Regions from separate parts of the Homo sapiens genome. Here region 1 is linked to region 2. The links are chromatin loops, found by intact Hi-C in ENCODE. Cell type or tissue: chondrocyte. All regions are shown on one strand. Links, peaks and the distances in the headings refer to the core of each region. The heading gives the core; the rest is flanking DNA. Region 1 overlaps CAMTA1 (calmodulin binding transcription activator 1). Region 2 overlaps CAMTA1 (calmodulin binding transcription activator 1).

Region 1 (2,914 bases), core at 113-2,612, 540 kb before region 2:
TAGACCTTATGTGTATGCATGGGGGTGGGGGGGTGGGTGTGCATGACCAAAGTCCTTCAGGTGACCCTACCATTGAGACATCTGGCACCCCTGCTGTGTCCTTTCCTGGGTGTCTAAGTGTCTGCTTAGCAGGGAAAGGGGCTGCTCTGAGATTGAGGACCTCATCAGCTTTGAGGCCTTATTTGCTTTGCTGATATGCTGGCCCTAGAGCCTGAGGGTAGAGGACTCAAATTCTCCTGGGAATTTCCCCAAGCTCCTGAAGTCTTCCAATCCTTCCCTTGGTTCCAGGAAGAATTGCCTCGAGCCATTTCAGGCAGAGGGTTGTCTATACTTTCAAAGTTTTCGAAGGAGTGGATGAACCCTGAAGTCCTCCTCCGGTCTCAGCTGGTTCTCTGCTGCTACACTTTTGTGCTCTGTCATCTCTTCCCCCGCTGAGCTGGAGAGAGAATGTGGCAGCAGAGCCCTCCTGATATTTAAAGACAGGACTGAGAGACTCCTCAGCCACGACCATGTGTGTCAGTCATCTTGATTCTGGGACACTGCACAGCCACAGCAGCCGCTTGGCTGGAAGTGAAGGTCAAGGCCACCAGGCATCCCGTGGCCGAACCTGGCTCCTTCTCTTGGCTCCCAGCAGTCTCATTTCCCCCGCGGGAAGGGCTATTTATAGAACAGAAAGAGCAGTTGCAGCCACACTTTACCCCACGAGCTCAACCCTCTGTGCCTTAGAGGGAAAACTTCCCTGCGGGTGACACCTGTGCACTGGCAAGACTTACTTGGGAGACAGATTTATAATAAACAGCCTTATTTTATAGAGCCCCAAATATTTGCACAAAAATGAGCCCTTGGTATAACTTGCTCCATTTATCTCCCTGCTGTCATAGGGTATATCTCTCTGTTTTATTACTTTATTTGCCAGTTCCTCCAGCTTCTGCGCTCACCCCTCCTCTTCATTTCCACTGCAGTTGTCACTCTGGTGGGGGGGCCCCGTCTCTCCTCCCTGTCACGCTTCTCCCTCTGCCTGCTAGTGTTCCATTCCCTCCAGCTCACACAGGGGACTTGGCCTCCCTAGGGTCCCCCTCCATTCCCCCTCAGGATTCTAGGGAGCAGCAGGAATGTGTCCCTGGGGAAGGACCCTCTTCCAAATGCCCCCCAGTCACCCCCGAGGCCCGGCTTCCTTTTCAGCACTCTGGACAGCGCTCCTGGAGGCTGTTGCTTTAAGAGACTTGGCCTTCGCCTTGCAGTCCTGGGCTGACCGGTTCGGAGGCATTTAGGATGCCTCCCTGCCTCATCTCTTAGCATTTCTAACAGTATAAGGTAAACCCTGAGTGGTTTCTTAACCTCCACGACTACCCAAGACGTGGGCTCAAGAACAGAGTGAGCAGCGTATGAAAAAAAGAAGTGATTTTAATTTCAAAGTTCTGCTGACATTCATCAAGTGCTCTCAAGGTTTACATAAACAGAACGCCCTGCTTGAAATATCACTTTGAATTCCGTTTGTGCAATGGCACCTCTAATAGGCTGCTGTTTTGGTTTCTCTCAGCAATGTGAGCCTTTGTGTTTTAATATTCAGAGGCACAAGGAACAGGAAAATTATAGCTGGGGAAGCCCAGGCTGGGTTCTTCATCATCCAAGTTAAATTTGGCTGAATGGAGGAAAAACATCCTTTTAAAAGGGTGGTAAATGGGAATAATAATCTCTTACATTTACAAAACACTGAGTATTTTCAAAGCTCTCTCATATTCATTATCTTGTTAGGTTTTCACAGAAATCCTGTATAAAACATTCCACAAAGAGCTATTGTAGGTGCTGGATGTGAATGGCAGGCCTGAGGAGGCCTTCTCAGCAAATGGAGAAACTGAGGCTGGGGGAGGGTGAGTGACTGGCTTAAGGTCACTCCATGGTGGCCAAGCCAGGGAGAGCTGGCCAAAGCCAGGAGGTGGCCATGCCAGCCATCCGTCTTGCAGGCTGCCTCCTCCCTGGTACCTCCCCCATGGCCCCAAAGTGACCTTTGTCTCTTCTCTCATGGAACACACATCCTCCAAACGAAGTGGCCACAAAACCCCCTCACCTGGACTTCTACCCTTGTAGGAGAATTAAAGCCCAAAGCAAAAAGAGAGAATCTGTACAAGTGGCAACAGTCTTCATCTGCTGAGCATTGGCTTTGCATCAAGAAGCGTGCTGTACCCTTGACATGCACTATTTCATTTGACCCTCTTAACAGCTCCGGGAATGCTTTTAGTCCCATTTTATGGCCAAGAAAACTGATGTTCAGAAGATTCGAGCTAATCAGTGTCACAGCTGCAGCCACACTCAAGCAGCCTGCTCCAAAGCCCGAGCTGCCTGTCACTATGCCATATATATACTTCCTGTTTGTCTCCAAGGACAGTTTTTAGCATCAGTTGGAGGGAGGGACTGGTGGGGTATGAGGCCTGCATTGCCCTTCTTGCCAGCGGCTAGGTTCTTTGCCTCCTGTAGGCTGCTGCTAGGATGGGGACCACAGCACTGTGGGTTCTGACATCGCAGGTCCTAAGGCTGCCCCTCTGCCTGGCACTGACCTTGCCCTTTAAGATGGAAGTCACCAGACTGCAACTGATGCATGGCCAGGGCATTCGTGCAACATTCCAATCACTTCAGCAAACACGTCGTATGGATGAATACACACATGAACGAATGAGTGAATGAATGAAGGAAGGGAAGAGAAAAAGGGTCTCTTTGTAGGTGTGTGGAGTGGGGCTCTGCAGCAGGAAGAAGCAGCGGTTGGGAAATGTAACACCTGCTGTGGCTCAAAGCCCTGGTTCTGAACAGGAGACCCCTGTACCCTCCCCCCAGCAGTATCTGATGGGCAAGGGCCCTGATGGAGGTTAAGTGGATGCAGATGGAGCCAGGGCTTTCAGGGGTCAAGGTGAGTGAGGAG
Region 2 (2,914 bases), core at 247-2,746:
AATATATCTTCCTGAAAACCTTGTGATTCAGCGATGCAATAATGTCAAAGCCATAAAAAGGGAGCTTGCTTTTCAAAGGGTTACAACAGAGCAATAGCAAGAGGAGGAGGACTAAATTTTTTTTCCAGTCCTGTGAAAAAGAAAGAGGTTCCAATAAAACGAGGCCCTTCTTGTCCAACGTGATGACAGTCTACAAAGTCAGTCCCAGCAGATCTGCAGCCAGCAACACTCCCAGGAGAGGAACCCTGATGCATTATCCTTATCCTCATCTTTAAAGTTCCACTAATTCCCTGGAGATCTGGGTCAAGCATTAAAGGGAACATAAGCCATAGTGAAAACCTAGGTCTTCTCTCCAATAAGCTTATGATCTACGAAGACCAGGCACCTAAGTTAGGGTCTAAAATCACTGAGATTGGGCCGGGCGTGGTGGTTTACACCTATAATCCCAGCACTTTGGGAGGCCGAGGTGTGTGGATCGCCTGAGATCAGGAGTTCAAGACCAGCCTGGCCAACATGACGAAACCCCGTCTCTACTAAAAATACAAAAATTAGCCGGGCGTGGTGGCACACACCTGTAATCCCAACTACTCGGAAGGCTGAGGCACAAGAATCACTTGAACTCCGGAGGTGGAGGTTTCAGTAAGCAGAGAGAGTGCCACTGCACTCCAGCCTGGATGACAGAGCAAGACTCCGTCTCAAAAAAAAAAAAAAAAAATCACTGAGATTGAAAGTGCACCACGGGAAGTCAAAGAAGAGCCAGGTCAACACAGGCTGGAGAAGTCAGAATAAGGAACCAAAATGTGACAGCAGGGAAGGAAGAGCACAGGGCCGGGAAGGGAGCGATGGGCTGCTGTCCTTGGTGCTGAACCAACGCTGTGCTCCAGGGCAGCAATTTGACTTCTGCAGTTTGTGGTAACCAGTGAGTCCTGAAACCAATTTAAAGTGGAAATTGGTATTGTTTTAATCAAATGGAACGGAGTGGAGTGGAAAGTATCAAAGTGCACCATAGGTAACATTGTTTCCTGAAACTTCTGTCCAGATATTATCATCATAAATGAATATATGTATATGTGTTCTGGGTTATAACATGAACTAACATTTCTGACGACTTGCTAAGGACATAGCTTTGGCAAACCATTGCTCTAGGGCCCAGTTTCTTCTTTCTACCCTTGGACACTGAAGACTCCCGACCACTTTTTGCAGGAATTATGACCAAAGTTGTGACCAAGAATCAGCGGTAGGAGAGAACACAAGATGTAAATCAAGAGAAATACAGAATAAGAACCACAAAGAGATTGTGAAGGGAGAGCTGGGAATAGGTTGTTATTGTTTTCACTTAACAGTTACCAAAACTGTTTGGATATTTTTCCTGAAAAGTTGAAGTAGGAGGCATGTCTCCAGCTCTACTTCCAGCTCCACAGGGGTTTCAAGAAGAACATGACTGCATGCCAGCTCACCAGAGCCCTCACATGGAAGGCAACACTGTCTGCTAAAGGGTGTCTGTCCCTTCATCCTTGGTCCTCACACCCAATGAAAGGCTTTAATGTGTGTTAAAGGCTCTAACTGTAAACTGGGAATAATGATCGTTCCTATGTGAGAAGGTAGTTATGAGAATTAAATGAGCTAATTTATGTAAAGTACTTAAAACAGGGCCTGGAATCCAGTGAATGCTATAAAAGGGTTAACTATTCCTACCATTTCACTTGGATATAAGTTGAGATGGAAAATGTAAAGATTCCCTGGCACATAGCCATTAAAAACATTAATGAAGAACTTAATGCTTACACTAACAACATTGAGGAGAAAAAGCAAGATACAACACTATATAACAGTATTATCTCAAATATGTTTTTAAAGAGTTCATAAAAGTATTGGAAGCAAATTCACTAAAACATTAACAGCAGTTGGATTTGGGTAGGAGGCCTTAGATAAATTTCTTTTCTGCATATTTTCTTCTATTTTCCTATTTTTCTACAATTAGTATGTGTTTTTATAATTAGGAAATCCTATACTTCAAAGACAGTAACTCAAAGTCAAAATGGCTTTAATCTTGAAATGTGCCATTTTGCAAGACAAGCAATAAAACTGAATACAGGAATGAGGGAAGCAGCGTGCTTCATTTGCACAGCCATACAGATAAGCCACCACTTAGCAGGAGTGTGGGATTTCTGACTTTCTGATCTTTCTGTCATTTCACAACTGCCAAAATGGGGAATTTACCCAAACTTGTGATTGACTTCCAACCCCAGGAGGGTAAAGTAACAGAGATTACCTTCAAAAACCCAGGACACAGAAACACCAGGGCAGATCCTCCTGCCCACTCCTCAATCAGACAGGCAGCAGTCAGTACCAGCAAACCTTTTAAGCCCTTACTATGTGTTGAGCACTGAGTTTCCAATAACATCTCATTTAATCTTCCTGGTAACTCTGTGATAGAGGTGTTGTCTTTGTCTCCATTTTACAGATCAGGAAATAGAATTTTAAGAGTTAAGAAACGTTACTATTCCATCCTTATACTCCCCTTCAAAGCAAACTTCCTTTGCAGAGTGTTTATATTGCCTGCCTCCAAGTTCTCTCCTTCCATTCTCTCCCAAGCCCATTCCTATCAGATTTTTACCTCCACTATTCCATCAAGACAACTGTTGTCAAGGTCATCAATGATTTCCACATTGCCAAAGCCCATGGCAAATTCTTAATCTTAATTTTACTTGCCCTACCAGCATCTTTTGATAACCCTCTCTCCTCATTGAAACGTCATCTTCACTTAGCCTCTAACAAGCTCACTCTCTCTTGACCTTCTGCTTTCTCTGGCTGTTGCTTCTCAGTTTCCTTTGCTGGTTCTTCCTCATCCCCCTGTCCTCTAAACATCAGATTGCCCCAAATCTCCCCTGGGCCTTGTTCACCATCTCCACTC

What was found. Peaks named below come from ENCODE experiments on the same cell type or tissue, not always from the same donor. Only the 100,000 strongest peaks of a DNase experiment are listed, where the experiment ranks them.
Region 1: a loop joins it to region 2, with 5 times the contacts of the local background. A loop is called at or near these places in 4 of 110 quality-filtered maps.

Annotation. Positions count from the first base shown.
Region 1 is chr1:7,614,813-7,617,726 of GRCh38, reverse strand. The region is part of intron 6 of CAMTA1 (calmodulin binding transcription activator 1); the gene reads right to left. Among named protein-coding and RNA genes, the nearest start is that of VAMP3, 160 kb to the left of the region's middle. RefSeq lists a silencer at 1,272-1,472. In chondrocyte, for the core only: no CTCF peak of the experiment used is centred there; a DNase peak (open chromatin) is centred at 1,162.
Region 2 is chr1:7,073,464-7,076,377 of GRCh38, reverse strand. The region is part of intron 3 of CAMTA1 (calmodulin binding transcription activator 1); the gene reads right to left. Among named protein-coding and RNA genes, the nearest start is that of CAMTA1-AS3, 61 kb to the right of the region's middle. In chondrocyte, for the core only: no CTCF peak of the experiment used is centred there; no DNase peak of the experiment used is centred there.